Linked DNA regions of Homo sapiens: region 1 is linked to region 2. The links are chromatin loops, found by intact Hi-C in ENCODE. Cell type or tissue: ovary. All regions are shown on one strand. Links, peaks and the distances in the headings refer to the core of each region. The heading gives the core; the rest is flanking DNA.

The links. Peaks named below come from ENCODE experiments on the same cell type or tissue, not always from the same donor. Only the 100,000 strongest peaks of a DNase experiment are listed, where the experiment ranks them.
Region 1: it touches region 2 in a loop (6-fold over the local background); 12 of 110 quality-filtered maps call a loop at or near these places.

What each region holds. Positions count from the first base shown.
Region 1 is chr19:15,561,254-15,564,056 of GRCh38, reverse strand. It overlaps the pseudogene CYP4F23P. Among named protein-coding and RNA genes, the nearest start is that of CYP4F8, 53 kb to the left of the region's middle. In ovary, for the core only: no CTCF peak of the experiment used is centred there; no DNase peak of the experiment used is centred there.
Region 2 is chr19:15,149,039-15,151,841 of GRCh38, reverse strand. No RefSeq gene overlaps it. Among named protein-coding and RNA genes, the nearest start is that of HACL2, 25 kb to the right of the region's middle. In ovary, for the core only: a CTCF peak has its summit at 1,247 (motif pointing right); a DNase peak (open chromatin) is centred at 1,201.

The sequences.
Region 1 (2,803 bases), core at 289-2,788, 410 kb before region 2:
GATGGAGGGTGAGGTCCTGAGGCCCAGAAAAAGAGCCCGGGGAGCTTCGGGGACATTGGACAGGGGCAGGGATGGGAGGTGCTGGAGGCAGGGAGAGCTCAGAGATGAGAAAACAAGGGCTGAAAGCAGAGAGGGAAACCCAGGTACAGCCAGGAGAAGAGGCGGAGAGAGAAGAGAGTAAAGAAGAGAGAGGGAAGAGAGAAAGAGAGAGAGGAAGGCTGATTAGAGTCCTGAAAGGCCCAGCCTGAATCACTGCAGGTTGTCAGTGGCTTGGTTTCAGTTACCAGGAACCCATCAGCCCCACCAGGACCAGCTCCCTGGAGCCACCCCAGCCTTGGGCAGTGCCCCTCCCTCTCCCAGACCAGGACCCTCCAGCCCCGACAGTTCCAGCCTGGCACCTTCTGTCAGGAGCAGCTTGTCCCACACAACTTCCTCTTCCCTCCTCCTGGGGCTTCTTTGTCCCTGGCCCCTCACCTAGGCAAGGCTGGGCTGGGCTGGGCAGTCAGGGGCAGCCAATCCCCGTAGGCCATAGGCCTGGCTGCCTCCTCCCTGCCTGGGCAGCTGGCCAAAACCTGCAGGCAGTATCAGCTGGGTGCAGAGAGGAACCAAGTCAGTGTCACAGTTCAGAGTGGAAACTGGATCTTCAGCCTTCAGTATCTCCTGCTTGAACCTGGGGCCAAGGTGACTCTGGGACCCCAAGTTTACAGCTGCCCCTGCCCTTCCAAGGCCACGTAAATCATGAGGTTGGGAATTCAGGCGTCAGGCAAGGAGAACCAGGCAGGCCAAGCCTTGCACCCAAACATCTCCCACAAGTGGGCTGGGAGGACACCATGCACCATTTCTCGGTGCAGAATTAGGAGACTTGGAGAAGGGAGTCTCTGGCCTCTGACTGCACAACCTGGCAGAAATTCAAGTCCTGCCTCCAGCCAGCCCAGGGCTGAGGTGACACATGATGGCCAGGAGCAGGAACAAAGAACAAAGAATCCAGCCCCGCTGAGGATTACCCAGGTCAGATTCTGGGGATTAAGAGGAGAACTGGAAGAGTAAACCAGGCAGCTGTGGTCGGTTTTGTTTGTTTTAATTAATGCAAAACAGATTTATCTGCATGCACAGCAGTGAGGATTAGGAAACTAGATAGAAAGGAAAGAAGCCTTCAGCAGCAAGTGAAACTCATCAAGACTCTTTTTTTTTCTTTTCTTTTCTTTTCTTTTCTTTTTGGAGGCGGATTCTCGCTCTGTCACCCAGGCTGGAGTGCAGTGGCGTGATCTCGGCTCACTGCAAGCTCCGCCTCCCAGGTTCATGCCATTCTCCTGCCTCAGCCTCCCAAGTAGCTGGAACTACAGGTGCCCACCACCACGCCTGGCTAATTTTTTTGTATTTTTAGTAGAGACGGATTTCACCCTGTTAGCCAGGATGGTCTTGAACTCCTGACCTCAGGCGATCCACCCGCCTCAGCCTCCCAAAGTTTTAGGATTACAGGCGTGAGCCACCGTGCCCAGCCAAGACCTTTAAGTAGCTGACTCTAGGATCTCTATAATGGGAAGACTTACTCAGTCTAGAAGGTGGGGTGGGAGGCACAGGGGGCAAGAGTGAGAGGGGCCATGAGCGGACAGGGTCAGGCATAGGAGGGCAGAGCCAAGGGACTCTGGGTGGAGTCCTCGTTGTGCCCCGTCCTTGCTCTGACTGTGAGCAGTGCTGGGTCTCCTGGGCTCAGTCTTCCTATCTGGGAAATGGGATGTTGGCCTTAAAGGGGCACATCTTGTCCAGATACTGTCCTGAAATCCCCTGTTGGGTGTTCTCAGCCCTCAGCCACTAAGATGAGGGTGAGTGGGGTTTTTTCATTTTTTTGATGTTTGTTTTATTTTGTTTTGTTTTTGAGACAGAGTGTCGCTCTGTTGCCCAGGCTGGAGTGAGGTGGCGTGAACTCAGCTCACTGCAAGCTCCGCCTCCAGGTTCAAGCTATTCTTCTGCCTCAGCCTCCCAGGTAGCTAGGATTACAGGTGCCCACCACCACACCCAACTAATTTTTGTATTTTTAGTAGAGACGGGGTTTCGCCATTTTGGTCAGCTGGTCTTGAACTCCTGACCTCAGGCAATCCACTCGCCTCGGCCTCCCATAGTGCTGGGATTACAGGCGTGAGTCACCACGCCTGGCCAAGACTCTTAAGTAGCTGACTCTGGGATCACTATAATGGGAAGATTTATTCAGTGTAGAAGGTGGGGTGGGAGGCATAGGGGGCAAGAGTGAGAGGGGCTGTGGGCGGACAGGGGGCAGGCGTGGGTGGGCAGAGCGGAGTGACTCTGAGTGGAGTCCTCATTCTGCCCCGTCCTTGCTCTGACTGTGGGCAGTGCTGGGTCTCCGGGACTGGGTCTTCCTATCTGGGAAATGGGATGTTGGCCTTAAAGGGGCACATCTTGTTCAGATACTGTCCTGAAATCCCCTATTGGGTGTTCTTAGCCCTCAGGCGCTAAGATGAGGGTGAGTGGGGTTTTCTGTTTTCTTGGTGTTTGGGTTTTTTTTCGTTTTTTGTTTGTTTGTTTTTGAGGTGGAGACTTGCTCTGTTGCCAAAGCTAGAGTGCAGTGGCGCGATCTCAGCTCATGGCAAGCTCCACCTCCAGGTTCAAGCTATTCTTCTGCCTCAGCCTCCCAAGTAGCTGGGATTACTGGCACCCGCCATAACGCCTGGCTAATTTTTGTATTTTTAGTAGAGACAGGGTTTCACCATGTTTACCAGGCTGGTCTTGAACTCCTGACCTCATGATCTGCCCGCCTCGGCCTCCCACAGTGCTGGGATTACAGGCG
Region 2 (2,803 bases), core at 76-2,575:
GAGAGCTCTAGACACTGTGGGTCCCCACCCCCAGCAATCCTGAGATGGACAGAGTCCTCGCTGAACTCCAGCTGGGCTGGCCCTGCCCCTATCCCCCAGTGTGACTCTGCCAGCTCCTCCACCAGCTCTTTCTTTGAGCCTATTTCTGTTTTTAAAACAATAAATTTTTTTTTTTTTTGAGACAGAGTCTCACGCTTGTTGCCCAGGCTGGAGTGCAATGGTGCGATCTCAGCTCACTACAAACTCCGCCTCCTGGGTTCAAGTGATTCTCCTGCTTCAGCCTCCCAAGTAGCTGGGATTACAGGTGTGTGCCACCACACCCGGCTAATTTTTGTATTTTTGGTAGAGACGAGGTTCCACTATGATGGACAGGCTGGTCTTGAACTCCTGACCTCAGGTGATCCACCCACCTTGGCTTCCCAAAGTGCTGGGATTACAGGCGTGAGTCACTATGCCCAGCCAAAAAAAATTTTTAATTAAAAATATTTAAATATTTGTTCAATGAATACATGAATGAATGGAAATGGTTAAGGTTTTTTTTTTTTCTTTTGAGACAAGATCTCGCTGTGTTGCCCAGGCTGGAGTGTAGTGGCATGATCACAGCTCACTGCAGCCTCAACCTCCTAGGCTCAAGCAGTTCTTCCACCTCAGCCTCCAAAGTAGCGGGGACCACAGGAGCACACCACTGCACCTGACTTATTTGTTTATTTATTTAATTTTTTTGAGATGGAGTCTCACTCTCTTGCCCAGGTTGGAGTGTAGTGCCATAATCTCAGCTCACCGCAACCTCCGCCTCCCGGGTTGAAGCGATTCTCCTGCCTTAGCCTCCCAAGTAGCTGGGATTACAGGCATGTGCCACCACACCCAGCTAATTTTTGTATTTTTAGTAGAGACAGGGTTTCACCATGTTGGCCAGGCTGGTCTTGAACACCTGATCTCAAGTGATCTGCCTGCCTTGGCCTCCCAAAGTGCTGGGATTACAGGCATGAGTCACCATGCCCGGCCTGTCTCTAAACTCACTTCTAACCCATCAAAAAATTCATTGGGCTTCACCTTCACAACCCATCCAGATGGGCAAGTCCTCACCACCTCCATGTGCCCACCATGGCAAGCCCACTTCCAATGGCCCACGTGGTCCACACTGATCCCATTATCATCGGCCTGGACCAGCCTAGTCACCTCTTAACCTGCTGTGTCCAATGCCTCACGCACAGTTTTCCCATAGCCACCAGAGGGCGTCTGGGAACACCTGAGCCTGGGGATGTCCCTCTTCTGCTTAGACCCCTCCATAGTCCCACCTCATTAGGAGTAAATGCCAAGTCCTCCCCTTGATCTACAAGGCCTACACAACATCCCTCTGTCCCCTCCCTGTGCTTACCTGCTCCCTCTCCCTCACTGTCTCTCCCTCACTATTCCTCCTTGCTGCTCCTGTACCAGGCATGGTGCAGCCACAGGGTGTTGCCTCTACCTGGAATGCTCTCCTCCGTCTTGACTCATTCCCTCATTCTTTTTCAATTGTGAATTTGGGGTCTTTGCCTGGCTGGAGAAGCCACGCTGATCCATCTCTAGCCTAGAGCTGAGATCAGAAAATTGGGGCAGTCAAGGAAGGAGAAATTGGAATGCTCTCCTCCGTCTTGACTCATTCCCTCATTCTTTTTCAATTGTGAATTCGGGGTCTTTGCCTGGCTGGAGAAGCCACGCTGATCCATCTCTAGCCTAGAGCTGAGATCAGAAAATTGGGGCAGTCGAGGAAGGAGAAATTCTGAGCTGACCGTGATTAAACATCAACAAGGACTTTTCTGACCATCCCATTAACAATGGCAACTCTCCCCTGATTTCTCAATTCTCCCTTTAGGTCCTCTTTTCTGTTTCTAGCACTTAGCTCTGATGTAACTCACTTGTTGAGTTATCCTGTTTGTGGCTGATTGCGCGGCTGCCTCCCTTAGTACCTTCTGCTCCTCCAGGGCAGGTATCTCTGCCCATTTAGTTCCCTGCTGTGTCCTCATGCCCTCAGAAGCACCTGTCACAGAGGAGCTGTTCATGAAGATGTGTGTAATGAAAGGTGAGTCGCTGAAACTCACACTCCTGAAAGCACAGCCTCCAGAGACAGACTCCTGGGTTCCAATCCTGATGCCAGGACTGAGAATGTGAGCAAATTAAACCTGCTATACTCTGCCTCTCAAGCAGTGCAGAGCAGAGAATAAGAATCCCAGGCGTCCTCATAAGAAGTTAGAGACCGGCTGAGTGTGGTGGCTCATGTCTGTAATCCCAGCACTTTTGGAGGCCAAGGCAGGCAGATCACCTGAGGTCAGGAGTTCGAGACCAGCCTGGCCCATGGCCAACATGGTGAAACCCCGTCTGTACTAAAAATACGAAAACTTAGCCGGGCGTGATGGTGGATGCCTGTAATCCCAGTTACTTGGGAGGCTGAGGCAGGAGAATTGCTTGAACCCAGAGGCAGAGGTTGCAGTGAGCTGAGACTGCACCACTGAACTCCAGCCTGGGTGACAGAGCGAGACTCAGTCTAAAAAAAAAAAAAAATGTAGTTAGAGACCAAAAGATTCCTAACACTGTCAGGGCATCTTCCTATTACCCGTGACTTCAGAAGATCAATCTCCACTTTCATAGATGAAGCTCAGAGGAGCAAAATTAGCTGACCAAGGTCACCCTGTTCCTGGTAAGGCACCAGCATTCAAATCTAGGCTTGTGATATTACAGAGCTCTACTTGGTATTGCTGCTGGTCACTGAGGGGCTGTCCTTGAGCATGAAATTTCTGCTCTAGGTAATGGGCATTTTTTTGCA